Linked DNA regions of Homo sapiens: region 2 is linked to region 1. A link is a loop called in an ENCODE intact Hi-C map of the cell type or tissue named here. Cell type or tissue: B cell. All regions are shown on one strand. Links, peaks and the distances in the headings refer to the core of each region. The heading gives the core; the rest is flanking DNA. Region 1 has its middle 20 kb from the start of ADAM19. Region 2 overlaps ADAM19 (ADAM metallopeptidase domain 19).

The links. A loop is a pair of places that touch in the nucleus more often than their neighbours do. Peaks named below come from ENCODE experiments on the same cell type or tissue, not always from the same donor. Only the 100,000 strongest peaks of a DNase experiment are listed, where the experiment ranks them.
Region 2: it touches region 1 in a loop (2.7-fold over the local background); 2 of 110 quality-filtered maps call a loop at or near these places.

Annotation. Positions count from the first base shown.
Region 1 is chr5:157,587,830-157,602,849 of GRCh38, forward strand. No RefSeq gene overlaps it. Among named protein-coding and RNA genes, the nearest start is that of ADAM19, 20 kb to the left of the region's middle. RefSeq lists a silencer at 6,574-6,673 and an enhancer at 14,624-14,783. In B cell, for the core only: no CTCF peak of the experiment used is centred there; DNase peaks (open chromatin) are centred at 8,822 and 10,312; H3K4me3 peaks cover 1,672 bases; H3K27ac peaks cover 2,500 bases.
Region 2 is chr5:157,479,378-157,494,397 of GRCh38, forward strand. It overlaps ADAM19 (ADAM metallopeptidase domain 19), which reads right to left. Exons shown (of 23, transcript NM_033274.5): 16 at 13,596-13,800; 17 at 12,458-12,535; 18 at 12,238-12,346; 19 at 10,933-11,077; 20 at 9,725-9,809; 21 at 8,888-9,112; 22 at 2,414-2,566; 23 at 1-1,625. The coding sequence ends at 1,572. Among named protein-coding and RNA genes, the nearest start is that of NIPAL4, 27 kb to the left of the region's middle. RefSeq lists enhancers at 1-60, 7,084-7,584 and a silencer at 7,252-7,341. In B cell, for the core only: no CTCF peak of the experiment used is centred there; DNase peaks (open chromatin) are centred at 7,184, 7,634 and 8,174; H3K4me3 peaks cover 499 bases; H3K27ac peaks cover 2,500 bases.

The DNA.
Region 1 (15,020 bases), core at 7,863-10,362:
TTAATGAAGTCCAGCTTATCGATTGTTTCTTGCAAGAATCATGCCTTTGATGTTGTGTCTAAAAAGTCATCACCATACCCAAGATCATCAAGTTTTCTCCTATGTTGTATTCAAAGAGTTTCACAGTTTTGCATTTTATATTTAGGTCTATGATCCATTGTGAGTTAATTTCTTAAAGAGGGTAAGATCTGTGTCTAGATTCTTTTTTTTTTACATATGGGTGTCTAGTTTTTTTGTTGTTGTTGTTGAAATGACTAGCTTTACTCCATTGTATTTGCCTTTGCTTCATTGTCAAAGATCTGTATTTTATGAGTTTTATTTTTGGGTTCTACTACTCCTCATTGATCTATTTCTCTATTCTTTCTCCAACACCACAGTCTTGACCGCTATAGCTTTATAGTAAGGCTTGACAGGTCCTCCAACTTCGTTCTCCTTCAATATGGAGTCGGCTATGCTGGGTCTTTACCTCTCCATATAAACTTTAGAATCAGTTTATTGATATCCAAAAAATAACTTGTTTTTTTTTTTAATACAGTTTCACTCTGTCGCCCAGGCTGGAGTGCAGTGGCATGATCTCAGCTCACTGCAACCTCTGCCTCCAGGGTTCAAGCAATTCTCATGCTTCAGCTTCCTAAGTAACTGGGACTACAGGTGCTCACCACCATGCCCAGCTAATTTATTTTTTCTTTTGTATTTTTAGTAGAGATGGGGTTTCACCATGTTAGCCAGGCTGATCTCAAACTCCTGGCCTCAAGTGATCCACCCACCTTGGCCTCCCGAAGTTCTGGGATTATAGGCATGAACCACCACACCCCGCTATTTTTTTTTTAATGGAATTGTGTTAATTCTACAGATCAAGTTAGGAAGAATTGGCATCTGGACAATAATAAGTCTTCACATTCAGAACATAGAATAGTTCTCTATTTATTTAGTTTTTTTAGTTTTTGTAGTTTTTCTCATCTAGATCTTGTACATATTTTGTTAGATGTATACCTAAGTGTTTCATTTTGGGGAAGGTGCTAATATAAATGGCGTCGTAGTCTGCTTTCTGTTGCCTGCAACAAAATACCTGAAAACTGGGTAATTGATAATAAAGAAACGCATTTGTTAGAATTGTGGAGGCTAAGAAGTCCAAAGTTGATGAGCAGCATATGGTGCAGGTTATCTTGCTGGTGGGGACTGTCTGCAGAGTCCCAAGGTGACACAGGGTAGCACATGATGAGAGGACTCAGCATGCTAGTCCAGTTCCCTTCTCCTCTTATAAGCCACCAGTCCCTTCCCATGATAACCCATTAATCCATTAATCCATGAATAGATTAACCCATTCATGAGGGCAAAGCCTCTTAAAGGCCCCTCCTCTCACTACTGCCGCATTGTGGATTAAGTTTCAACATGAATTTTTGAGGGGACAAACATTCAAACCAAAGTCATATGTTTTTAATGCAAATTCCAATTGTTCATTGATGGTATATAGAAAAGTGACTAACTTTTGTATATCAACCTTGTATCTTGTAACCTTGCTATAATTACATATTAATTCCAAGAGTGGTTTTGGTTATTTTGTTTGTTCTGGTTAATTCTTTGAAATTTTCTTTTTTTTTTTTTTCTTTTGAGAAGAGTCTTGCTCTGTTGCCCAGGCTGGAGTACAGGAACTCCATCTTGGCTCACTGCAACCTCTGCCTCCCAGGTTCAAGTGATTCTCTTGCCTCAGCCTCCGGGGTAGCTGGGACTACAGGCATGTGCCACAACGCCCAGCTAATTTTTTGTATTTTTAGCAGAGACAGAGTTTCACCATGTTGGCCAGGCTGGTCTTGAACTCCTGGCCTCAAACGATACATCTGCCTTAGCCTCCCAAATTGCTGGGATTATACAGGCATGAGCCACCATGCCTGGTGAAAGTATTTTTTTAAATCTCCAAGTATCTGGGGATTTTCCACCTATTTTTCTGTTATTGATTTCTAATTTCATTCAGTTGAAATCTGACTGCAGCCTTTGTATACCTTCTATTATTTTAAATTTGTTAAGGTGTGTTTTATGGCTCAGAATGGGGTTTATCTTGGTGAATGTTCCATGACATCTTGAGAATGTATAAATCTGCTGTTGTTGAATGAAGTACTATTGGGTTCAACTATGCCCTTACTGATACTCTGCCTGCTTTATCTATCTGTTACCAACAGAGGAATATTGAGGTCCCCAACTATAATGGTGCCTTCATCTATTTCTCCTTGTTGTTCTATCAGCTTTTGCCTCACATAGTTTGATGCTCTCTGTTAGGTGCATACACTTTAGGACTGTTAGGTCTTCTTGGAATATTGACACCTTCATCATTATATAATGTCTCCCTTTATTCCTGATAACATTCCTTGCTCTGAAGTCTGCTCTGTTACACTACAATCGCTTTTGATTAGTATTAGCAGAGTGTATTTTTCTCTATCCCTTTCCTTTTAATCTATATGTGTCTTTATATTTAAAGTTGAGTTTATCGCGGACAACATGTGGTTGAGTCTTCTTTTTTGATCTACTCTGATCTGTCTTCTAATTGATATATTTAGATCTTTGACATCTAAAGTGATTGTTGATATAGATGAACTATTACCTATCATATTTGTTACTGTTTTCTATTTGTTGCCCTTATTCTGTTTTCCTATTTTTGTCTTTCATATTTTCTCTGGCTTTTGTGGCTTTGAGCATTTTTATGATTCTATTTTCTCTCCTTTTTTAGCATATCAAGTTGTCCTAGGGTTTGGAAAATACATTTACAACTAATCCAAGTCCACTTTCAAATAACACTCTACCACTTCCTGGGTAGTGTGAATACCTTATAATAACAAAATAGTCCTAATTCCTCCCATTCCTTGTATTATTGCTGTGATTCATTTCTCTGACAGATAATCATGTACATGTATATATAAACATTTATAATTGAATACATATGTTGCTATTATTATTTTGAACACAATGTTATCTCTTAGAAGAATTAAGAATAGGAAAAATAAAAGTTTCCATTTTATTGTCATTTATTTATTCTCTGTTGCTCATTTTTTCTTTATGTAAACCTAAGTTTCTGACCCTTTATCAATTTCATTCTCCCTGAAGAACTTTTAAAAAATATTTATTGGCTGGGCGTGGTAGCTCACGCCTGTAATCCCAGCACTTTGAGAGTCCCAGGCGGGTGGATCATGAGGTCAAGAGATCAAGACCATCCTGGCCAACATGGTGAAACCCCATCTCTACTAAAAATACAAAAATTAGCTGGGCGTGTAGTCCCAGCTACTCAGGAGGCAGGAGAATCACTTGAACCTGGGAGGTGGATGTTGCAGTGAGCCGAGATCACGCCACTGCACTCCAGCCTAGGCAGCTGAGCGAGACTCCATCTAAAAAAAAAAAAAAAAAAAAAAAATGCTTGCAAGCAGACTATTGGCAACAAATTCCTTCCATTTTTGTTTGAGAAAGTCTTTATTTCTCCCTAGCTTTTTTTTTTTTTTTTTTTTTTTTTGAGACAGAATCTCACTCTGTTGCCCAGGCTGAAGTGCAATGGTGCAATCTCAGCTCACTGCAACCTCTTCACCCCAGGTTCAAGAGATTCTCCCACCTTAGCCTCCCAGGTAGCTGGGATTACAGGTGTGCACCACCACTCCTGGGTAATTTTTTTTTTTTTTTTTAGTAGAGATGCTGTTTCACCACTTTGGCAAGGCTGATCTTGAACTCATGACCTCAGGTAATCCACCCACCTCGGCCTCCCAAAGTGCTGGGATTACAGGCGTGAGCCACTGTGCTCGGCCTCTCCTTTGTTTTTGAAGAATTCTGTACCATGGTGTACAGAATTCTGGATTGGTGGGATTTTCTCTTAACACTTTAAATATTACACTCAATTCTCTTCTTGCTTGTATGGTTTCTGAAAAGCTAGCTCCAATTTTTTGCTCTTCCTTAAATAAGGTGTTTTTTTCCCCCTGGTTTCTTTCAAGATTTTGCCTTTGTGTTTGATTTTCAGAAGTTTTATTATGATATGACTAGGTGTAGTTTTTCGTTTGTTTGTTCATTTTAACATATTCCTCGTGTGTGACTAGGTGTCCCTGTTTTTTGTTTGTTTGTTTGTTTACTTGGCATATATCCTGCCTGGTGTTCTCTGAGCTTTTTGGATCTGTGGTTTGGTGTCTGGCATTAATCTAGGGAAATTCACTATTGCTTCTGCTCCTTTCTCTTTTTCTTCTCCTTCTGGTATTTTCATTGTGTGTATCTGTACCTTTTGTACTTGTCTCACAATTACTGGGTATTCTGTTTTATTTTTTCAGTCTTTTCTTCTCTTTGTTATTCAGTTTTGCAAATTTCTATTCTCACATCCTCAGGCTCAGAGGTTTTTTTCTTAGCCATGTTCAGTCTACTCATGAGCCCATCATAGATTCTTCATTTCTGTAACAGTGATTTTAATCTCTAACATTTCTTTTTAATTCTTAGAATTCCCTCCTCTCTGTTTACATTATCTATCTGTTCTTGCATGTTGTCTCTTTTTCCATTAAAGCCCTCAGCATATTAATCATATTTAAAATGTTTTTCAGTTGGTTGGGCATGGTGGCTCATGCCTGTAATCCCAGCACTTTGGGAGGCCAAGGCAGATGGATCATCTAAGGTCAGGAGTTAAGACCAGCCTGGCCAACATGGTAAAGCCCTGTCTCTGCTAAAAATAACAAAAATTAGCGGAGTCTTTAGCAGTTTGTCAATTACAGTTCCAGTTTTCTTCCCCCAGCACCTCCCAGGAGGTTCCTGCTGGTGGGTTTCTGCTCTGATGTTATGATACTCTGTATCTATCTGTTTCTCCAATTTTGTGGGCAGCAGCTTGCCATATAACCTCACTTCTCCACTGGACATGAGAAGAGCTGATTTTTCAGTTCATCAAGCTTTTTACTTGTTGTTACGACCGAGTGGTGACTTCTAAGCTCCTTTCATGCAGGACTAGAAACCGGAAGTCAAATATTTTTAATAGATAATGATGCAAAATGTATCATAGGAGCCAGCTTCCTGCAGCTGTTTCCCCTCCTCAGCTAGCAGCCACCCTTCCCTAGGTGCTTTTTCCCCTTTCTAGATAAAGCCCTGGTGGGATTTAGAGGTTACACCAACCTTTTGCAGACATTTCACTCCATTATCTTCTTTGATCCATTCAAAAAGCCATGTGAACTGGGTGTTAGGATCCCATTTCACAGAAGAGAAAATTGGCATTTTAGGGGTAAACAACTTCCCCAAGGTCACACAGCCAGGACACAATTCCAAGAGGGAAAAGGAGGAAAAAAAGATAGAACCCTAGCATGGGAGTTTTCTCCCACGGAGATGACGTGGGGATACAGATTTCAGAGCAACAACCTTTTGCATTTATAGCCACACCCAAAGGACATCTGGGTCCATGAATTTTTCATTCAGCTCTATGCAAAGCGCTATGACTTGCCCTGGAAACAGAGGTTCCTGGGTAAGAGCCCCTGCCTTCTAGAGCCTCACTAGCCCAAGTGTGGTCCACAGACCAGCAGCATCAGCAGAACCTGGAGCCTATTAGAAATGCAGACTGTCAGTTCCCACCCAGACCTCTTGAATCAGAAGCTGCATTTTAATAAGATCCAAAAAAAAAAAAAAAAAAAAAACCCAAGGTGATTTGGCTGCTACTTAAAGTCTGAAAAGCATTGCTAGGAGACAGTCCAAACTTGATTTTACATATGGTAAGAGAAAACAAGTGTTTTCCTGGAACGGAAGCTAAGGATTGGAAAAGCCCAGAAAAAGAGAGATTGGATATAAACAAGGATCGTAGGAGGCTTCATGAAGGAGGGGTTTTGAAGTTGAGCCTTGAAGCAGAAAAGTGCATATGAACAAAAGTACAGAGATGGGAAGTGTTTAGTGTTTGGGGAAAGGCAAATGGCCTCATGTGACAAGAGGGAGAGAGCGGGAGGTGAAATTAAGAATAATAGGAGCAAATGGTCAAGGATGTTTTCTGTATGGATAATAAGGCAGCTGGAATCCTCTTTGTGAGAGGTCATGAGCTGGTGACCTGTGGGCCAACACAGTGTTGTAAAAATAATTTGGATTGTAGTTGTGTCCAAAATATTTTCAAAATGTTAAAAATTTAATTATCATAAAAATACATAGTGAGCATTTTCCAGGTTTTAATTAACTAATCAGAGAACCAGCAAGATCACCAAGGTGGTTCAAAAAAGGACAGGAAAAACTAGACAAAAGGAACTCTAAAATAAGATTGAGATCCAAACTGGTTAATAACCTACAGGGCAATAAAACTACATTCTTTGGGGTTATCTTCTCTACCAGACGATAATCGTTTACAGCTTTACTGGACAAAAAAAAAAAAAAATCATTGACAATTTATTCGTTTTCTGTAATTTAACATCCAACTTTACAGAGTTATAAAATGTCAGACCCCTAATTAATCACAAACAGTAAACAGCAGGTGAAACAATCTTGTGTTTCCCTGGAGTTAGACAATGCCCTGAACAGAAAAGACAGTGAGTGGTTAAGGGCAGTGATTCTCAAACCTAAGCTTAAAGCAAAATTCCCTGAAGGGCTCATTACAACACAGAATGCTGATCTCCAACCTCAGAGTTTCTGATTTAGTACATCTGGGGCAGACTGATGATTTGTTCTCAGTTGATGCAGATGCTATTTACCAGGGAAAACCCTTTGAGAACCACTGATCTTAGATGCCACTGAATGAAAGAAACTGCAGTCATTCTTTTGCCTCATTTCCAAATTTTGGATATTTTTTCTGAACAGTTGCCAAATGTTCAAAAATCAGAGAAAAAAAATTCCTGATTGTGGCTCTTATGAAAAATTAGAAAGTCAGACAATAGTAAGTCTAAATTCTCCCGTGGTGACAATTGCTTAAAGCTCAATATCAGTTGCTCCTTTTTTTTTTCACTAACCCTAACCTACATCACTCATTTATTTTGCTGGCATTTGATTTTGATATCCCTGCAAAACATGGTGGAAACACAATGCAGAATTTGGAGGAGGAACATGAGTGCAGCTGGTTAACACCTATCTCTGTATCACATCTGATCAGCTCAGGCACCCAGGGCTGGCTTCCCAGAAGTACAACCCAGGCAGTTGCACAGGGCATCATTCTCAGGAGAGCCTCACACTTGATTTAATGCTCTGGTATTGCCATTTTGCAATTCTTAATAATTTTTGGAGAAGAGGGTCTCACATTTTCGTTTTGCATTGGGACCCACATATCATGTAACTGTTTTGCAGCCACCTCAAAGTTTGGAATCCACACTTAAAGGTGACCCTCTCATCACCAGATTGCTAAGGAGAGGAGGAGGTAATTCCAGAATCAGAAACCTAGGGGATACTTTAGAAACCATCTTGCCCTGCAGATAGGGTCACCATTTCATTTTATAGCTAGGGCTACTAAGGTCCAGAAAGAGGAAATTGACTTCCTCAAGGTCATGGACAAATCCTGAAAAGGGAACCAGATTAAAAGTCTGAAGTGGTGAGTCTGCAAGGCTGTGAATACTAAGGCTGCCAGCAAGTTTATGTATCTGATATACCCCTGCATACCAATATGAAAATTCCTGTTTTTCACTTAGCTCAGTCAACTTTGGGTTGATCTGGTTGAAGCAGGAGAAGGATGTGGATAAAACGGGAAGAGTGGGGGTGTGATCTTTAAACAGATCAAGAAACTTGTATAAACAGACCCATTTAGAATAAGGATTGTGAAAGGAAAAAATCTTATATATGAACTCCACCCCTATGTTTGTTACAAAGGACAGATCTCCACCTAAACCCCTAAATAAACTGCAGAGGCAAAAGCATTCAGGAAAAACCCAGCAATATACTACCCAATTGAAAATGGCAATCAGCTCAACATCCCTAATCATCAGAGAAATGCAAATCAAAACTACGATGAGATACCACACTCTAGTCAGAATGGCTATTATTAAAAAGTCAGAAAACAACAGATGCTGGCAAGGCTGTGGAGAAAACGGAATGCTTATACATTGCTGGTGGGAATGTAAATTAGCTCAGCCACCGTGGAAAGCAGTTTGGAGATTTCTCAAAGGACTTAAATAGAACTACCATCAACCCAGCAATTCCATTACTGGGTATATATCCAAAAGAAAATAAATCATTCTACCAAAAAGACACATACACTCACATGTTCATTGCGGTGCTATTCACAATAGCAAAGACATGGAATCAACTAACCTAGGTGCCCACCAGTGGTAAATTGGATAAAGATAATGTGGTCCATATACACCATGAAATACTATGCAGCTATAAAAAAGAATGAAATAATGTTCTTTGCAGCAACATGGATGCAGCTGGAGGCCATTATCCTAAGCAAATTAACACAGGAACAGAAAACCAAATACTGCATGTTCTCATAAATAAGTGGGAGCTAAACATTGAGTGCATATGGACATAAATATGGAAACAATAGACAACGGGGACTACTAGAGGGGGAAGCGGTGGGGCAAGGGTTGAAAAAAAAGCTATTGGATACCATGCTTACTACCCGGGTAATGGGATCATTCACATCCCAAACCTCAGCATCATGCAATATACCCATGTAACAAACCTGCACATGTACCCCTGAATCTAAAATGAAAGTTGAAATTATTGTTTAAAATGGCAATCAATAAAGCACTTAATTTCAGCTGGCTCCACTTAGCCAGAGAACAGCTCGAAGACCTGTAGGTCTCGACTGCCTAGTTTTAGGTTAATGGCTGCACACACTCAGAAAGTCGAGTTCCTGCAGCTGGTTGAGTGGTAAGTTGAAGTGAGAATTAGGCAAATAAGTCAGCCCTTGCTCACATCTGCTCTTGTGGTCTGAGTGGGTGGATCTTCCTCTCCTCCCCAACCACTGCTCAGGAATAGTCAAGAACACAACGCCTGGGTGTAGAACTGCATCATTAAACCCACTGTGCTTGGCTCAGTGATGGGTATATGGCCCTAAGCTGGACCAATGGGCATCTTCCCCAAGACTCTTGACAGCTCTATCAAAAATTTGCTTTCTTCTCGTCTGAGATGGTAAGCAATATAAGTTTGGAGCTATGAGTTGTCTTCTTGCTGCCATGTCAGGAAAGAACCTGTCTAAAAAATGAAGTCAAACAGTGGTAAGAGGTATGGAGAAAGAGAGAGACAAGGTCCTAGTATTATTATTTGAACCTGTGGATTTAGCCATGCCTGAAGTCAGCCGCCTCAACTTTTCAACTACATGAGCCAATAATTTTCTTTTTTGCTCAAGCTAGTCTGAGTTAGAGGTCTGTCACTTGTGACTGAAAATATCTCAATCATGCAAAGGCCTCCTCCATTCTAGGCACTGTGCTAGCTGCTGGGATTATAAGAGTGGACAAAGACACATGTCATTCCTATCTTCACGGTACTTAGCATCTAGTGGGAAAGATGACAGTAAGCAAGTGAGCAAATACACATATACATAAAATATAATAATTACACATTGATATTTGTAAACAATTGATGCTAAAAGAGAGAATGAGAAAGGAGGACTACTTTAGACAGCATGGTGGGGTAAGGCTCTCTTGAGTTGTTTTTTGAGCTGAGAGTTTGTGGTTGGTATGAAGAACAGAGGGAAGAAAGTTTCAGGTGGCAGAGACAGCCACCATTCTCAGGCTTGAAAGGCCTCTATTCATTCCAGGACCTGAAAGAAGGCCTTCATTCATTCACCCATTCAACAAACATCTGTTAGACGGTGTCAAGTGCTAAGTACAAGGAGATAAAAGCAGCCCCTGGAGAGTTGATAAGAGACATTGAAAGCTATACAAATGTTTGAACCATGTTATTCAGCAATTCCACTTCTAGAAATTCAGTCAAAAGAAAATAACAGGAATTTCTGCAAAAACATAGCTATCAGGATGTTCATTGAAGCGTTATTTATTTTTTTAACTCTAATTGAAGTGCCACAAACATACTAAAAGAGTGCACATAGACCGGGTACGGTGGCTCACGCCTGTAATCCCAGCATTTTGGGAGGCCGAGGCAGGCGGATCACCTGAGGTCAGGAGTTAGAGACCAGCCTGGCCAACATGCCGAAACCCCATCTGTACTAAAAATACAAAAATTAGCCGGATGTGGTGGTGCATACCTGTAATCCCAGCTACTCAGGAGGCTGAGACAGGAAAATTACTTGAACCCAGGAGGCGGAGGTTGCAGTGAGCCGAGATCGTGTCACTGCCCTCCGGCCTGGGTGACAGAGCAAGACTCCGTCTCAAAAAAAAAAAAAAGGATGTACATATCACAGTAAACAGTTCAACTATTTTCACGGCCTGAACACACCCACATTATCGAAAAAGAAAAGAGAACATGCCCTGCACTCCAGAAGTCCCCTTTTGCCACCTTCTAGTCACAAATCCCCCTTTAAGCAAGGGTAACTACTAGCCTGACTTCTAATAATATAGATTAATTTTGCCTCTTTTTACTTTATATAAATAGAATCATCCAGTATGTAACTTGGGGGAAAGGGATATGGGAAGGTCTTGGCTTCTTTTGCTTAAGTTTTGTGTTTGTGAGATTTCACTATATCGTTTATGTAGTTATAGATTGTCTGTTCTGCATAGTATTCCATTATCAGAATGAACCACAGTTTAGTCATCCGTTCTACCATTTATAGATATTTGGGTTGTCTCTAGACTGAGACTATTACAAACAGTGCTGTTGTGAGCATTCTTTTGGTTAATATATATTTGCATTTCTTTTAGGTATATACCTAGGACTGACATTGCTGAGTCATAGTATATGATCAGCTTTAAAAGATATTGTTAAACAGTCCAAGAAAATGGTTGTATCCATTCATACCTCAATCAACTTTGTAAGAGAGTTCTGGTTTCTTCACATGGTTGATAACACTTGACATTTTCCATTTTTAAAAAAAATTTAGCCATCTGGTGGGTTTGTGTTGGTACTGACTTTTGGTTTCAACTTTCATTTTCCTGATAGTGAATAAGATGATTAGTGAAAATCTTGTCATCTCTTTGTTGGCCATTAGATATCCCCTTTCCCAAGGAGCCTGTTCAAGTCTGTTTTCCATTTTTCAAGTGGGCAAGCTGTTTTTTTCTGTTGGTTTGCAGGAGTTCTTTAAATATCCTGGCTACAAGCCTTTGGTCAGTCATATATATGAAAATATATTCTTCCACTTTACAGGGTACGTCCTTACTCTCCTTTGATACAAAGCAATTCTTAACATTAATATCTTAGAATTCATCATTTTTATGAGCACTACTTTTTGTATCCTATTTAAGAAATTGTTGGCCAGGTGCTGTGGCTCATGCCTGTAATACCAGCACTTTAGAGGCCAAAGCAGACAGACCTCTTGAGCCCGGGAGCTTGAGACCAGCCTGGGCAACATGGCAAAACTCCGTCTCTACAAAAAAATACAAAAATTAGTTGGTCATGGTGGCCCAGGAGGATCACTTGAGCCCGAGAGGCAGAGGTTGTAGTGAGCCAAGATCACGCCACTGCACTCCAGCCTAGATGACAGAGCGAGACCTTGTCTCAAAAGAAAAGAAAAGAAAAGAAAAGAAATTGTTTCCCACCCCAGGAGCAGAAAAATATTCTCCTATGTTTTTCTCAAAAAACTTTACTACATTCATTTTACATTTAGATCTATAACCTATCTGAAATTTATCTTTATGACGTGAGGTAGAGATCAAGATAATTTTTTCCATATGGCCGTGTTTCCCAAATGGTGCACCAAGTCACCCTTGGGCACTGCAGTAAACTCACAGAGGGGCCATGGGACATTTTACCTTTTTGAGGGAAGCACAGTGACAACTGTTGGATACCATATAAACTGTTAGCTGGAAATCGTTCACAGTTTCAATGTTAAATCATACTCCATTCCCTTCAATGACATGATATTTTTGCAAAGCAGGGTTTTTTGAGGTTGCTATGATAAAAAGTAAATGCCATGTGAAATCAGGAAATGAAAATGATGATGTTGTCTGATTCCAAGACCTGAGAAACTGTGTAGTCCTCAACAGGAGCACAGTCTACAGTCTATTGGTCAATATTGTGGTTACTTAAAAACAAAATATTTTTTCTTTCAATTTACAAGTATTTTTTTCCAAACGATTACTACGTTGTTAAGATATAATTATTCATTAAGTTGTTTGGATCTAACTACTTAATAAATAGAACTGTTAAGTATTTCTTTTTCTTTCGTTCATTCTTTTTTTTTTTTTGACAGTCTTGTTCTGTCGCCCAGGCTGAAATGCAGTGGCATGATCTCAGCTCACTGCAACCTCTGCCTCCTGGGTTCAAGTGATCCTCCTGCCTCAGCCACCCAATTAGCTGGGATTACAGGCATGTGCCACCATGTCCAGCTAATTTTTGTACTTTTAGTAGAGATGGGGTTTCACCATGTTGGCCAGGCTGGTCTCGAACTCCTGACCTCAGGTGGTCCACCTGCCTTGGCCTCCCAAAGTGCTGGGATTAAGAACTGTTAGGTATTTCTTTTGACTGAGGGTTGCCATGAAAAAAATTACTGAGACACTAAAGTTACCATATATGGAGAAAGTGTGGGAACCTTCCTGAGACAGACAGACTCCAGGGCAGTCCCCACAGTTTCCACCCTAGTGTTTGTGTTCTTCTGTGATCCCTGCTCTTGAGTGTGGATGGAATCCCTGACTTGCTTCTAAGCCACAGAATACAGCAAAGGTGACTGATGTATGTGATTGTATGTACAGTACATGACTGTGTTACATTAGACTGTAACACCCAATTTGGGAGGAGACTGCCTCCCTTGTTGGCTTTTAAGAAGCAGGCTGCCTTGTTGCGAGTTACTCTGGGGAGAGGGCCATGTGTCAAGGAGGTGAGGGCAGCCTTAAGCCAACAGCCAGCAACTAACTCAGGCCCTCAGTTTCCATCCTGTAAGGAACTGAATTCTGCCAATAACCACACAAGTTTGAAGCAAGTCTTCCCTGGTCCAGCGTCAGAAAAGACTGCAATGCTGGCCACCACCTTTTTATTTTTTAAGATGAGGTCTTGCTCTTTGCCCAGGCTGGAGTGCAGGGGCACAGTCACAGCTCATTGCAGCCTCCAATTCCTGGATGCAAGTAATCCTCCTGCCTCAGCCTCCTGAGTAACTGGGACTACAGATGCACACGACCACTCCCAGCTATTTTTTTTTTTTTTCCAGAGACAGGGGCTTGCTATCTTGTCCAGGCCGGTCTTGAATTCCTAGCCTCAAGTGATCCTCCCACCTTGGCCTCCCAAAGTGCTGGGATTACAAGCATGAACCGCTGCACCTGGCTGCTGGCCAACACTTTGACTGCAGCTTTGTGAGACCCTGAAGCAGAGGGCCTGGGTAAGCCATGCCCAAACTCTTGTCTACAGAAACTGTAAGATAATAAGTGTGTGTTGTGTTAAGGAGCAAGTTTGTGGTAATATTGTTACCCAGCAATAGATAACAAATGCACTCACCATATAGATAACTGACTGATCCAGCATCATCTAATGAAGAGACCATTCTTTGTAGTGTCTAGTCTTTTTCATAATAGAAGTAGAAACCCCCAAAATTTCTTTCTTAAAAAGTGTGTTTTATTAGGCCGGGCATGGTGGCTCACGTCTATAATCCCAGCACTTTGGGAGGCCGAGGCAGGTGGATCACTTGAGGTTGGGAATTCGAGACCAGCCTGACCAACATGGAGAAACCCCATCTCTACTGAAAATACAAAATTAGCCGGGCATGGTGGCGCATGCATGTAATCCCAGCTGGTCAGGAGGCTGAGGCAGGAGAATCGCTTGAACCCAGGAGGCAGAGGTTGTAGTGACCTGAAATCGTGCCACTGCACTCCAGCCTGGGCAACAAGAGTAAAACTCCATCTCAAAAAAAAAAAAAAGTGTTTTTTTCCTTCTTTTTTTGTTTTCCTAGGCTCTTAAAAACCACCAAAATTTCTAATAAAAGTTTGATTAATAGACCATGATATATTTCGTCCACATGACAGAGTAATAGACAACCCATAAAAATTATGTGGAAAATATCTAGTAACATGAAAACGTTTTCACAGTAGATTACTAAGTGAAAAATATGAGTTTAAAATTGTACATTCAATTATATTCTACTTGTGTAAAATGTGAGTATTATGTGTATCTGCATTGTTAAAAGACTGTTTAAAAATGCCTTTGGGAGAGAGAGGATTACAGGTGTTCAACAACTTTTTTGTGTGTTTTTAAAATTTTCTACAGAGAAATTGCCAACAAATTTCCTATAGAGAGATCATATTAGTTTATACACATACATATTCATACACATTTTTTTCCTTAAAATAGAGATGAGGTCTTGCTATGTTGTCCAGGCAGGCCTCAAACTCCTGGCTTCAAGTGATCCTTCCTCCTCAGCCTCCTAAACTTCTAGGATTACAAGTATGAGCCTCCATACCTGGTCCACATACTTTTTAAATTAAAAAAAAAAAAACAGTCCCTGTGTTGAAGGAATTTATAGGAGACAGGGTGTAGACAAATAAGAATGCTGTAACATTAGAGACTATATATTCAGGACCCTTTAGAGACCCAATGGAAACCATCTTAACACAGAAGGGAAGATATTGGCTCATGGACTTTGATTGGCCTTGCTTGGGTTATATGCCATCCTTGGATCAATTACAAAAGACAGAATATGGCATTCTAGGCCAAAATCAGGAGCCTATGCTACAAGCCCTGCCTGTTGTCAGCACCCTGTGGCAAGGGGTGGGAGACGGCAAGATCTTCCCCCTTTTCCCAAAAAAGGGTGCCAGAAGAAGGGGGATGAGGAAGGTAATTGTGGGAGACCAAGCATGAAGCAGTTAGTTTTGCCTGGAGGAGAGGGGCAAAGGCACAGAGGAAGTGATACTCATGCTGAGTGTTCAAAGACGGAGAGGTGTTTCCAGGCAGCTAGCGTCAGGAGGGCATCTGTAGAGGAAGAGGGGGAGTGTTATGAGCAATGGGGAAGGGAGCCAGAGAGATAGTCAGAGGCGAGATCTGGATGTGGCTTCTGGGTCAGGTGAAGGTGTTGAGCCTTCATTCTG
Region 2 (15,020 bases), core at 6,968-9,467, 110 kb before region 1:
AACAATTGCTCATGGCAGGATGGGAGGAGGCCCCAGGAAAGCCTCAGAGGAGTGAGAGTCAGGCCAGCTCCTGTCCGGAGAGCCACCCAGCACCTTTGTGGAGTGGGAGTCTATCTCCCAGCAAACATCTCCAGGTGCTTTGCAAAAACCGTCCTATCTAGCAAAGCACCACACGGCCCTCCTTCCCTGCTGCAGGGAAGACAGGAGCCACCGCAGACCCCCTCACCTGCTCAGAGCTCTCTTTCTGTGAGGGTCAGGTAAGGGCAGTGACCAGAGAGAGAACAAAAGGAAGTGAATGACAAAAAGCTGGGTTGAGGAAGAGGCTCCCTGCTCTGACTGTTCCAGTGCAGCTGCTGCTGGCTGCCTTCTCCAGTGATCTCGGGCAGCTCCCAGAAATGGGTCTGTTCTCTGCTCAGAGGGCAACGGTCCAGCCCGAAGTCAATGACCAGCCTGCTCCCTCGTGTGTACTTTGTAAATAGCTGGGCTCCCTAAGGGGAAACCTCACCTAGATTTAGCTTAGAGTAAGGAGGAAGACCCCCACCCTGCTGAGGTCACAAAACACAATGAAAAATAAACATATGACCCCAATGGCCATGCCCCAAGTCTACTCTGGTCACACTCCTGAGAGCCAGTGAGGGAAATCCAGTGGCCGACTGTGAGAGAGGACTCTGACTTGTAGGTCACAAGCACCTGGTCACCCGAAGGTCAGGACTGCTGAGGGTTTGCTCACCAAAGCACCACACATTAGAGGGAGAATGAGAGGGGAAGGAAGAGAGAAAAGCGTGGGGCACCAGGAAAGTGCGGCAGAGAAAACAAAGAGCAACTAAAAATTATCCAGAGTCAGGAGTCGCAACCTTTGGCATCACGGCTCAGAGGAAGCCCAAGCCCGGTGCTCCTCCTGCTGTCTACACTGCCTACGAATAGTACCTGTCTGAGTCAGAGTGACCCGTGTGAATACAGGGATGCAGGGGTTTGGGGAGAGGTGGGAGGGGACGTGGCTTGTCACATGCAGCCATACAGCCAGAAGCCGTTCCCTCAACCAAGCCCTGGGCAGGGCCACAGCAGTGGCTGGCTTGACCCTTCCTTAATCCCTAAAAGCTAAAAGGGGTGGGTAAGTACCAGCCTCCATCCAGCCCGGGACCTCTGAGGAGAGCAGAAGCAATGGGAAGCTCTCTTGCGTGCCCTGCACCCCAGGAGTGAATGGATGGCTTCTGCAAGCGAAGTGCTGGCCTGAGGGGCTTGCTGGCCTTGAGCATCTCCATCAGCACCTCGGGGCTAGGAGTCTGGAGGAGAAGCTGCCAGTCACCCTCCTCATACTCTCCCCTCCCTACCTGGGGCTGTATATTGCACAAAACAACACCTAGAGGCCATCAGATCATAGTCCCTCTGGGCTTCCAAGGAAGCCGAGGAGGCACTGAGTCAACAGGGAGATTTTTGGAGATGTGGAGGTTCCTGGAGGAGGGTGGGAGGAGCTCAGAGGCGGCCAGACATGCTTCTTCAGGGTTCCATGGCCATGGGTCCTCTGCAGTGTCCAGAGAGCTCAAGGAAAGGGAGAAGCCCCTTGGACAGGTCTAGATTTTCGAGCTAATCATCCCTCCAGCCCTCTGTGATCTGTATTCTGGAAACTGGGAAGAAAAAGAAGGGAGGGAGAGAGACATCAGCTTGATGCTGATCAATGGGATCAAGGGGGCAGCCATCCTCCCGATTTTAGAAGGAAGGATGGACCACCCACTGAGAACAAAGGCTTCTTGTGAAGTCCATCCATGTGTCCACTCACCCAGACCATCAGCCCTGCAGGAAGGGGTGTGGTAGGTGCCCCTATCTCAAGCTGACCAGCCACCCCTCCCTCTTCCCTTCCCTGCTAAGGCAGCAGCACAGTCCATAGTTTTCTCAATGCCTCGTGGGAATACAGCATGGTCAGCCAGCTTCTTCACCTCATCCCTTTCTGACCTGACTGCCAAGACTGGCAAACTGAGACTGTCAGCCACACAGAAGAAGTACGAGGAGGGGCCAAGTGTACACAGCCTCCCGCAGGCCAGGTGGCTTCTACTAATGCACTTCCTTGCTCTTCACAACAACCTGATGGGGCTGGTACTACTGCTCATCATAGCCTCTGTACAAATGAGGAAACAGACTCAAGAGGGACTTGCTCAGGGTCCCTCCCCAGGTCAGGTGCAGGGGCAGGACTGAAGCCACCACAGCTCAGGATTCTAAGAATCACCTTTCACATGAAGCCAAAACTCCACAGTCAAGCGGGCACCAAGAAACATGAATGTTTTGCCCTTGGCTTTTGTTCTGGAAGTTCAGTCCAGACCACAAGAAGCATGAATTGCTTTGTTTTCTCAACTCTACACCTGCCCCCCTGGAGCCCTCTGGTACCAGCTTTCACCTTGAGGGCTTCCCGTGGACTCACCTTTGGGGCAAGTGCTGCCAGAGGCCGGGACTGCTGAGGGCCAGCACCAGGGGGCCGCAGTGGGGATGCACCTCCTGGCCTGGGGAGGCTCCTGCGGCCTGGCACTGGGTTTGCCGGGAGTGCCTTCTGGGGCGGCCGAGGCCTGGAGAAGTCCTGGAGAGAAAGCAATAAGCCTCACTTGAAGGCCAGAGGCCTGTTTGAAAGAAAATATCCCTGATATCTTACAGGTTAAAATCAGATAGATAAAAGTTATATACTGTATGGTCCCATTTAGAAAGAAACTGTATGTATAATGTGTTTATATTCTCAAGAGGAAGTCAGGAGAGCAAGCTGGCAGTATCTATTAAAATTACAAATAACCAGTGAAGATGATCTTTTTTTCATATGTTTGTTGGCTGCATAAATGTCTTCTTTTGAGAAGTGTCTGTTCATATCTTTCACCCACTTTTTGATAGGGTTGTTTGATTTTTTCTTGTAAATCTGTTTAAGTTCTTTGTAGATTGGGGATATTAGCCCTCTGTCAGATGGATAGATTGCAAAAATCTTCTCCCATTCTGTAGGTTGCCTGTTCACTCTGATGATAGTTTCTTTTGCTGTGCAGAAGCTCTTTAGTTCAATCAGATCCCATTTGTCAATTTTGGCTTTTGTTGCCATTGCTTTTGGTGTTTTAGTCATGAAGTCTTTGCCCATGCCTATGTCCTGAATGGTATTGCCTAGGTTTTCTTCTAGGGTTTTTATGGTTTTAGGTCTTAGTTTAAGTCTTTAATCCATCTTGAGTTAATTTTTGTATAAGGTGTAAGGAAGGGATCCAGTTTCAGCTTTCTGCATATGGCTAGACAGTTTTCCCAGCACCATTATTAAATAGGGAGGATCTAGAACTAGAAATACCATTTGACCCAGCAATCCCACTACTGGATATATACCCAAAGGATTATAAATCATTCTACTATAAAGACACATGTACACGTATGTTTATTGTGGCACTATTCACAACAGCAAAGACTTGGAACCAACCCAAATGCCCATCAATGATAGACTGAATCAAGAAAATGTGGCACATATACACCATGGAATACTATGCAGCCATAAAAAAGGATGAGTTCATGTCCTTTGCAGGGACATGGATGACGCTGGAAACTATCATTCTCAGCAAAATAACACAAGAACAGAAAACCAAACACCACATGTTCTCACTCATAAGTGGGAGATGAACATGAAATGAGAACACATGGACACAGGGAGGGGAACATTACATACTGGGGCCTGTTGGGTGGTGGGGGGCTAGGGGAGGGATAGCATTAGGAGAAATGCCTAATGTAGATGACGGGTTGATGGGTGCAGTAAACCACCATGGCATGTGTATACCTATGTAACAAATCTGCACATTCTGCACATGTACCCCAGAACTTAAAGTATAATAAAAAAAATTACAAATAACTGTTCTCTGATCTAGTAATTCTACTTCTTCTGACCTATGTTAGAGAACTATTTGCACACGTGCACAAAAATGAAACTGCAAGGTTGTTCCTTGCAGCACTGTTTGTAACAGCAAAGAAACTATAAATAAGCAAAATTTCATCAGCAGAAAAATAACTAAAATTATAAAGTGACAGATGATATAGCACTTAAAAAGAATGAAGTAGGTTGATAGGGGCTGGCGTGGGGAGATGTTCAAGAGTTGTTAGGTGGAACAAACAAGCTGTAGAGGATAGTTGACATAAAATAAGTCAGCACGCTCACCGCCTAATAGAAATGTCTGTAACAGAAAAAAGGAAGGATACAGACCAAAGAGATTACACTGGGATGGGGTGCAAAAGGGGAGGGGTGTGTTCCAGGTGAACATTCCATTTTTTTTTTTTTTGAGATGGAGTCTTGCTCTGTCCCCCAGGCTGGAGTGTAATGGCATGATCTCGGCTTACTGCAACCTCTGCCTCCGGAGTTCAAACGATTCTCTTGCCTCAGCCTCCTGAGTAGTTGGGATTACAGGCACCCACCACCATGCCCAGCTAATTTTTGTATTTTTAGTAGAGACGGGGTTTCGCCATGTTGGTCAGGCCAATCTCGAACTCTGACCTCAGGTGATCTGCCTGCCTTGGCCTCCCAAAGTGCTGGGATTACACGTGTGAGCCACCACGCCCAGCCCTTGAACATTCCTTTTTTTTTTTTTTTAACAAGAGCATGTACGTGTATTGCCTGTTAAGATTAAAACAAAATTTAAACAAAGCAGCAGCTATATTTTGTTCATGTTGGTTGTCCATGTGTGTGGCACATTTCATGGATTCTGTCCTTCCTGTGTTACTATTACCTTCATGTTCTCACCATCTCCACAAGGCTTTGCCCTGACTACCTTATTTAAAATTACAACAGCCCCCACCCTGACATTCCCTGACCTTTTTATCCTAATATACCTCTTCTTTTCTTTTCATATCACTTACTGCCTTACAACATATATAATTTATTTACTTATCCAGTTGATTTTTACTTTGTGTCTCTCCATTCCCCTCTAGAGTGGAAGCAGTGTGGGGTCCGTATCTGTTTGGTTCACTGATACATCTTTGGCTTCCAGAACAGTGCCTAGTATACAGTAGGTGCTCAACACGTATTAGTTGATCCATTGTTTTTTAAGGGGCAAAGAATGACTGTCCCACCCGCAGGCCCCCAAGCTGTTGGGGTTTAAGGGGAAGCCAACTGCATAGAAGGGAGTTCCAGTGCCTGCTCCCCTTGACTTCCTTCCCTTCTCGAGAGGGTCACTACCACGTATTAAAGTGGACAAAAGGCAAGCACATAGAGAGGGCAGGAATAACACAAAGAGCCGAGATTTTCCCCAAGAAGCTTCATGGAATCAGAAACTAAAGCAAATTCTTAAGGCCAAAAAGCCATGTTCTTCAGCTCTATCTAGAAGGACAATACAACCCGCCCCCTTCACCACCACCTTCCCCAGCTCAGAATAGCTGCCAAGTTGCAATGGTTGCTGGAAGCCAGGATAGAGACCTTCTGGGGCAGGTGACAGCTGGGTGCAGATGTCAGGTTGCAACTGGGAAAGGCTGTGCTCCCAAGGGAGCTGTGCAAATGAGCCACTGAGGGGCTGGAGTTTGGGCAGGAGCCTCATCAGCATGTCAGCACTGGGCCTCCCAGGGCAACCAGCCACAGGCCACATCTGCGATGATCCAACTCAGCCCTACCAGGGCCCTCGCCCAGCACTGTTTTCCTTTTTCTAGAGCAGAAACAGTCCCTCAGCTACTCTGGCCCATGCTCCCTTCCACAAGGGATGGCATCTTACTCAATCAGATTGCACAAGCCTGACACGGGGCGTCATCCCCTGCCAAGCAATGGATCTTCAACTCGTTATCTATTTTCTCTTCTGCACATTTCTCATCAGCTTCACTTCATCAGCCCTGCCTACTCCCTGCTCCAAGCTTTTACCATCTTTCTTCAGGACAACCTTTAAATCTTCTAACTAGGACACCCATTTGCTTCTAGAGTGACTTTCATTTTTTAAAACTATTTTAAAAATTCAAATATAATACACACAGAAAAAGGCGAACAAATCATAAATATACAACTAGATGAATTATCACAACGTGAATACACTAAGTAATCCCCATGCAGGTCAAACAGTAGATTAACAGCTTCAGAAGCATCTATGGGCCCCTTGCAGGAACTACACCTCTCTCCTGCCTAAAGATATCCCAAAGAGTGATCAATCCTTGTCAACAGAAAATTGCATCATGTCACCACTGTCCTCTTCCTATGGAATACAGACCAAAGTCCTGACCAAGGCTATGTGGCCTGGGCATAGACGGGCTCCTCCTGGCTTTCCAGCCTCATCTCATAGCTCCTTGGGACCCAAGCACACAAACCTTTAAGTTCCTTCAATCCACAGGGCCCTCTCCCATGACAGAGCCTCCCTACTAGTGGGTCCTGGGACCAGGAAAGCTCCTTCATCACTTGCCCTCACAGCCTGGTTAAGTCCTGTTCCTCCTTCATGTCTCAGCTCAAATGTCACCACCTCAGGGAAACCTTCCTGGATTTCCCAGATTAGGTCAAATCCTCGTTACTCTCTTCTGAGCACCCTGAGCCTCTCCTTCACAGCACATATCACTGTTGCAGTGACACATATCCCAGAGTCACTGCCCCAGCAGAATGTGAGCTCCTGGAGGCAAAGCTGCCATCTGCCTTCCTCGTCATTGCCTGGCCCAGAGTGCAGGTGCATAAGCCGGTTTAGAATAGCAGAACTGAAGAAGTGATGAGGTTTCATCTATCACTTCTCCAGGGGGTCCATGTCCCCCAGCTAGGAGGTGGGGAATCTTTGATGGCAGACTGGAGACTGTGAGTGGCCCCAGGGCAGGAGGCTGTCTCACTCAGCTGGATGAGACCTGGGTTCAAGTCCTAGCTCCTCCACTCACAACTGTGCAATGTCGGGCAAGTCCCTTCAATCCTATGAGGCCTGGCAACCTCCAAGAGAAATGAGGGCTGCAGCAACTCCCTTCTTGGAATGGCTGTGAGGAGGCAGGTGGCAGCCCAATGTCATCACAGCAGCCCCCACTCAGAGCAGCTGCCTCCCACTGTTCGCTTGTAGAGAGACACCCACCTGGGACCCGGGGCCCAGGAGAAGCTGTGCTTGGGGGCTGTGTTTTGGGGTGCCTGCCACTGGCTGGGCAGCTTCCTGCACCCGGGACTCCTGCCAGCAGTCCCAGGGGTGCAGGTGCAGGGTATGCACAGCCTCCACCACTTAACAGACAGCTGGGTCCCCGCTGTCCCTGACACTTCCTGACCTACGGCTCAGCACCTAGGGGTGACAGGGGTGAGGCTGGCCCCGTGTTCTCTGAACATGCCTCTAGTGTGGGTTTTTCAGAACAACAGTCTGAGTGGACTGCTCGCCCGACCCACTCCCTCCTCCCTCTGCTGGCACTCCTGTTCTCCTGTAACCCCAAGTCTCTACACGCCTGCTTTCTCCCTTTCTTTCATCTCTCTGTTAGGGACTGAACTGTGCACTCATCATTTAAAAAAAAAAAATCATATGCTGAAGCCCTAACCCTGAGTACCTCAGAATGTGACCATATTTAGAGATAAGGTCTTTAAAGAGGTGATTAGGATAGAATGAGGCCACCTAATCCAATCTGGTGTCCTCATAAGAAGAGGAGAGTTGGACAGGCAGACACCAGGGAGGCAGAAGTGCATAGGAAAGGCCTCGTGAGAACACAGCAAGAGGGCGGCCACCTGCAAGCCACAGAGAGAGGCTTCAGAAATCAACCCTTCCAGCACCTTGACCTTGGACTCTTAGCCTCTAGAACTGTGAGAAAATAAGTGTCTGTTTTGAAGCCACCCAGTGTGCAGTACTCTGCTATAGCACCCTCAGCACACGAGTACACTCTCCACCTCTCTCTCTCCACTCCTCCCCTCTCTTGCTTTTTTCCTTTCCTCTTTCCTTCTCTCTCCCTGTCAATCTTTCCTCTCTTTCTGCATGGATTTTTCCATCCTACCTCTGCCCCACATAAAAGGAAGGGGAGAGCAGCAGTTTCACAGCAGAGAAACAGAATGGATGCCCTCAGCCTTCCCAAACTGTACCACTGCCACACATCCCAAGGACCCTCCAAAGCCTGCAGCCAACCCCAGAGTCCTTAGGGTCAGAGACAGCTTGGGTTCCATGGAGCCCTCTGGATTACACCCAGAGAAAGCAGTCTCAGTTGAGGGGTCACACCCAAAACACACAGGCCAGTTCCAGAAGGCACCCCACCCGGCCGCCACCCAGGAAACACCTGTGTCTGCACTGGGGGATCTCCTGCAGAAGGTGTGGTCAGAGCCATCAGAGCACACACACGCAGTGGGAACAGGCTGCTGGGCAGGCTATGCCTCCAAGAGCACCAGGGCTGGTGGGGGAGAGTCTAGACCCCACTCTCACCTCCCAGAGGCACCTGCCCCTTGGGATGGGCAAGGCATCAGGATACATCCCTAAGACTTTCCAATCAGTAGAAGGTACCAATAGGTACAATTTGGTAGGAAGAGTACTATGATGAGAGAAGTACAGTCCCATCAACCTCAGAATTGAGGAATCAGGATAGACTTCCTGGGAGAAGCGGCATCTAGGAGCAGATCTGAGGATGAGCAGGAGGTGGCCCCACCAAGGAGAGAAGGAGCGTATCAGGCAGAACAAGCAGCATTTACAAAGACCTAGCAGGCAGACGAGCATGGGGGAACTGACAGAAGTTAATATGGGGTGGAAGGTGGGTAGTGGCTTGTCATAAAATAGGCCAACCCGGGAGAAAATGCCACATGGTTTAGGAGCTTCTTAGAGAGTCTATTTCCCCACGTTCGTTGCTCTAACCTGCTGTGCGCCCCCGTATTGACTGAATTGCAGAAAAGGCAGTCAGCTCATGACCCCACAAGTTTCACCTTCCCCACCTTTGCCATTACCCATTGAAAGTGGCCTTAAAAGCAATGTTCCCAGCCCAAGGTTGCTGATTATCCACTTACCTGGGAAACGATGCAATTTGGTGCGGGGGGAATTGGCCGGCTTGGAGGAGGCCTCCTGGACGACTCCGTCCTCTCTATTTGAGACCCGGGCCCTGGGGAGTTCCTAGCAGCCCTGCTCAGGTGAGCTGGCAGTGGTGCAGGTGGGGACCCACCACGCAGATAATCTGGAGGGGGCCGGGGAGGAGGCTGGGAGGGCTTCCGCAGGATTTCCGGAGTGTTGATCACCTGTACGCACAAGTCAAGGAACACCTGAGACAAGAAATCACTCAGGGCTGGCCTTGTGTGTCTCTTTGAGATAAACCAGAGCCCAAAGGGAGAACAGACACACCAATCTATTAAACCCCTGAGGATCCCAGAAGTCAGATGCAACCTTTAAAGTCATTAGGGGATGTCAGAACCAAATAACATGTCTCTCCAGCCAATAAAAGGGCTTTTATTACCAATCCCATGGGCCCACAGAGGCTCTTAGAAAAACACAGCATGGCGGCCGGGCATGGTGGCTCATGCCTGTAATCCCAGCATTTTGGGAGGCCGAGGCGGGTGGATCACGAGGTCAGGAGATGGAGACCATCCTGGCTAACACGGTGAAACCCCGTCTCTATTAAAAATACAAAAATTAGCCAGGCATGGTGGTGGGCACCTGTAGTCCCAGCTAATTGGGAGGCTGAGGCAGGAGAATGGCGTGAACCCTGGAGGCGGAGCTTGCAGTGAGCTGAGATGGCGCCACTGTACTCCAGCCTGGGCGACAGGGCAAGACTCCATCTCAAAAAGAAAAATACAGCATGGCCCTGAGGGATAAAGGAAAAGTAGCAAAGTTCAGTGGTGCAAAGCTCTTACCTTTCGCTTGCCCTGGGGCGTCTGCAGCTTGAAAGTTGGGTTGGCATGACCAGTCCCGCTGTTCTGAGAAACCCTGAAGGGACAACTAGAAACAAGAAATGGGGGAGGAAAAGAAAGGGGACGATGTTCAGCAGGGGACAGTGCCTGAGTTCCCTTTGACCCAAGCACGGCCAGCAAGCAGCTAAATCTTTCCCAAGTCTGCTCTGGAGGGAGTGGGATTGGTCTTCTCGAACCACATCTTCCTAAGTAGAAAAACGTGTGGCCAATGGAGAACTCTCAAGGAAACAGAGTTGGCCTTATACAAAGCAGAGCTCTCTCAGCACCTTCTCTTCACCCTTTTAAGACCCTTCCCCTGTGAGGAGACACAAGGGTGTCACGAGCCATCAACCAATCCCCATCAGGCATAGATCCAGAAAGACCTGGGACTTAAAATCCCCTCCAGAACAAGTGTTATTTAATAGGTGACTCAGAGACTGTACATCTTCCATATCCAAAATAATACATCACTTTTCAAATGGGACACCAAAAGCGAGCAGGAGTAGCTATTCTTATACCAGATGAAACAAACTTTAAAGCAACAGTGGTTAAAAAGACAAAGAGGGGGCTGGGCATGGTGGCTCATGCTTGTAATCCCAGCATTTTGGGAGGCCAAAGCGGGCAGATCACCTGAGGTCAAGAGTTCGAGACCAGCCTGGTCAACATGGTGAAACCCCGTCTCTACTAAAAATACAAAAAATTAGCTGGGTATGGTGGCATGCACCTGTAGCCCCAGCTACTCAGGACGCTGAGGCAGGAGAATCGCTTGAACTCAGGAGGCGGAGGCTGCAGTGAGCCAAGATTGCACCACTGCATTCCAGCCTGGGCAACAAGAGTGAAACTCCATCTCAAAAATAAATAAAATAAAATGGGGAATAAATCAACTAGACAAAGGATGGCAAATAGATTTTATTTTATATTTCAACTTGATTTGGTTGGGGATATTCTGCTGAGAAGAACTCAGGAGTGATGACCAGAATCAGTAGAGTACTTACAATAAGATCAACTAGTAATGCCTGTCACAGTCATAGCAGGGGAGAGGGCAGCATGTATCTTGCACTTGTCTTCCCTGAATTAGACCCACTATCACCAACACTTTTGCTAAGTACCATTTATGGAGACCTTTGTGACCCATAAATTGACCCTGAGTCCTCCATTGAACCCTGTCATACCTGAACTGTTGCCTCAGCTTGGAAGGGAGAGCTGAGGGCTTGAGTTGGCCTAGTTTGTTGTTCTGTCTGCAGCAGTAGTACATCAGCATGAGGACCGCCAGCACCAAGATGGCCACCAACACTCCAGCTACCACAGGACCCACACCTTCCAGAAACAGAACCCAAGTGGGAGATTTAGAAGCTGTCTCGGCTACAGCAGATTTCAAAATAGGTATTCGTGCTTCTTCTTCAGGCATTTGATTTGCATTTAATTTGTATTACTTATTTTAACTTACAAATTATAATTAAAAACACACATTATGGGCCGGGCACAGTGGCTCATGCCTGTAATCCCAGCACTTTGGGAGGCCGCGGTCAGCAGATCACAAGGTAAAGAGATCAAGACCATCCTGACCAACATGGTGAAACCTCGTCTCTACTAAAAACACAAAAATTAGCTAGGTGTGGTGGCACATGCCTGTAGTCTCAGCTACTCAGGAGGCTGAGGCAGGAGAATCACTTGAACCCGGGAGGCGGAGGTTGCAGTAAGTCGAGATCACACCACTGCACTCCAGCCTGGGTGACAGAGCAAGACTCCGTCTCAAAAAAAAAAAAAAAACAAAGAAACGAAAAGACTCAGACAGATTTAAGACTAGACATCTCACCCATAATCCATAACTTAACATTTGGTTTCATCAAAACTACCCCAATATTCTCTCAAGTGGTTAATGTAAATATAGAGAACGTATTTGTACTAACAAAACACTACTTTTTATCAGTTTTACATATTGGGGTTTCTTCCTTGAAAGATTTTGGTGCTTTTTTTTTAAAGTTATTTGCTATTTTTTTTAAAAAAAAAACTTTAGAAATCATAGTGCTAGAATCCTTGAGAGATCCACTAAAATACTATAAAATTTTCTGAGTGTCTGGTTCTCCATTTTAACTTGTGTCCATCAGAGGAAATCTAAACCACCATAATGTGTCCCAGGTTCATGATTATTTTTAAGTGCCCAAAGAGAAATAGTCACCGTGTCCCCTAAAAAGAATGGGAACATTCAATGACCTACAGTCTCTCTTACTCTCACTCTACTAAGCGGGCTCCCCCTCCTCAGTAGAAAGGATGGGAGAAGAGAGACTGAACCGTGTCCCCACACCACACTATGAGCAGTCGCTCCTCTCTCTTGGTCTGTCTTTATCCTGATTTCCTCTCTACAAAATCAGGACAATGAAGCTGATTCAATGTGGATGCTCTGCAACATGCCACCTGCCCCTGATGCCCGCTCTTCTCACAAAAGCGGGCAGTGGCCCCAGCAGGCTGGCACTCACTCTCAGGGGGCATAGGCCCACTGTCGATACTGCCCCCGTGGCCCGGTGTGTTGCAGAAGGGCGGGGCCCAGCCCGGCAGGCAGTGGCAGTTCTGGTTGTTGTTACAGACCTGGAGCAAAGAAAGGGCAGAGGCATCAGCACCCCAGAGAGCATCAGCCACCCACAGGGCCTGCCCTCATGACGTCCCCATGACACAGAGAAGCCAGAACCCAGCACGCACCCCATGGCCATTGCACTTCTTCCCACAGCCTTCAGTTTCAAAGAAGGAGGTGTTCCTGCACTGCCCCTCAAAGCAAATCTGCACGGAGAGAAAACAGAACGATCAGTGCAATGGGAGGGATGCTGGTTGGGAGTTAGGAGGCAAGATTTTGCACTTGGAACATATGAGGACCCATGGCCCGGCCTGGTGGCTCACGCCTGTAATCCCAGCACTTTGGGAGGCTGAGGTGGGCGGATCACCAGAGGTCAGGAGTTCAAGACCAGCCTGGCCAACATGGTGAAACTCCATCTCTACGAAAAATACAAAAATTAGCTGGGCCTGGTGGCCTGTGTCTGTAATCCCAGCTACTCGGGAAGCTGAGGCAGGAGAATTGCTTGAGCCTGGGAGACAGAGGTTGCAGTGAGCCGAGATTGTACCACTGCATTCCAGCCTGGGTGACAGAGCAAGACTCCATCTTAAAAGAAAAAAAGTATGAGGGCCCAAATAGGCAGCACACTTCAGGTTACTATCAAAGTGAAAAATGGAAAACAGCCCACAACGCTAAGGACAGGACAACAGCCAACTAAATTCTGCTATTACTTTTGTGATTAGGGAGAAAACGACAAATATATTGTTAAAGTATCATATTTAACAATACAATATTATTTATGTGTTATCACATTAAAGGACTATTATGTTGATTATGTTAATTACTTGTCATTAATATGTATCAATTTTAACATTATATTTAAAAATAATGATGGTGACAGTACTCTGTGCCAGGTGCTATGCTAAATGCTTCATGTTTTCCATAGTTTCATTATCAGAATCGACTCTGGAGGATAGAGTCTGTGCTATTATTTTGCTCAGGCTTCCCTAACTCCTAGTCCATTTTTAATTCCTATGATAATTAGCGATGAGGATGAAAGTGGCACTAGCTAGGCCACCTAAGTGCTTTACTGGGATGATTTTCTTTAATCCTTCCGACAGTTCTCTGGGGTGGGTGCCTGCTGTCACTATACACGCTTCATGAAGGGAGCCACCAAGGCTCAGAGGTTGGCGAGGTGGCATCTGAGCCCAGGCATCCTTCCCTCAGACCTCACTTCTCAATCACTCTGCTCTGCAGCTGGCTCCTAGGTGAGCAGGGGAGGGGACTCACATGGTTGTAGCCACACTTGGTTCCAGTCATCACCAGCCCTGGGTCCAGCATGTCACCCTCCTCCTCAGGACCTCGGTAGACGTGGGTGCCCCGGCACTGGATCTGCCTCCCATTCATGATGATAGTGGTGTCAATGGGCACCGCGTTGGACTCCAGGGGCCGGGCCTCAGAGCTCTGACACTGGATCTTCCCACACTTCGCATCTCTGGGCACAAGAGACAGAGAGGGAAGGAAGCGGAATCAGAGGCAGAGGAAGAGCTGGGGCACCAGAGAGCTTCAGTCTTTCTTGATCAAGACAGCAGGCTTGCGTGGGGTGGGGCAAAGGTTTAGGGCAGTCATGTGCTTTGGAACCCACCAGGAGAGATTCCATGTGGACTGACACCAAGGGAAGAGAACAGGCTCCTTGACCCTGAGCAAATCTAGACCAGAGAACTGGCCTCGAAAAGTCCTTAACTCCAAGAATAGCCACCTGAGCTGAGCAATCTTTCCCTTTTTGCCCCTTATACCGCTGTCCACCCAGGAGTTCCAGCTAGAAATCTGGGGTCATCTCCAACTCCCCATTCTCCCTCACTCCTGGGCTCAAGCCATTTTCAAACCCTATCAATCTTCCCTCCTTAATTATCTATCTTATTATCTATCTACCTTAATTCACACTGCCCCACCCCCCTTACCTGGTCTGCAGAAGATTGATTTCCCTGCCTCCAGTCTGCCTCATAGGAGTCTAATTTTCACACTGCTCTCAAGCTAAAATCTAAACTCCCCTAGCCATGCATTTGAGGCTTTTCATGATCTGGTCCATGCTAAACTATCCAGGCTAATTTCTCAGCAGACCTTCTCCTTTGCACCCCAACATTATACTTTAACTGTATCAAACTGTTCTCAGTTCTTTCAACCACCAGTTTTTCTCTATTCATCTCTCTTCCTGGATTACTCTCCTATGCACCAGCACCACCTTCCACCCTGTTCACCGAGGTAACTGCTCCAGATCTCAGTGTAGGTATAACTTCCTTTGGGAAACCACTCTGACACACTAAGATGGGTTGGATGGCTCTCTCCACATTGCCATTGTCATACTATATTGTTAATTAGAAGTTCCATGCACTCAGCACAATATCTTGCACATGGTAAATCTTCAATAGATAGTAGATAGACAGTAAATCTTCAATAGATAGTAGATGGATAGATGGACGGACAGATGGATGGATGGATGGATGGATGAGTGGGTGAGTGGGTGGTGGAGGATGGATAGATGGATGGATCAGTGGGTGAGTGGGTGGTAGATGGATGGATAGATGGATGGATGGATGGATGGATGGATGGGTAGACAGATGAGTGGATGGTTGGTTGGAATGAATGATGAATAAATGAATGAATGAGTGAATTAATGAATGAGGAGCTATTCAAATTAGGGCATGATTAGAATTT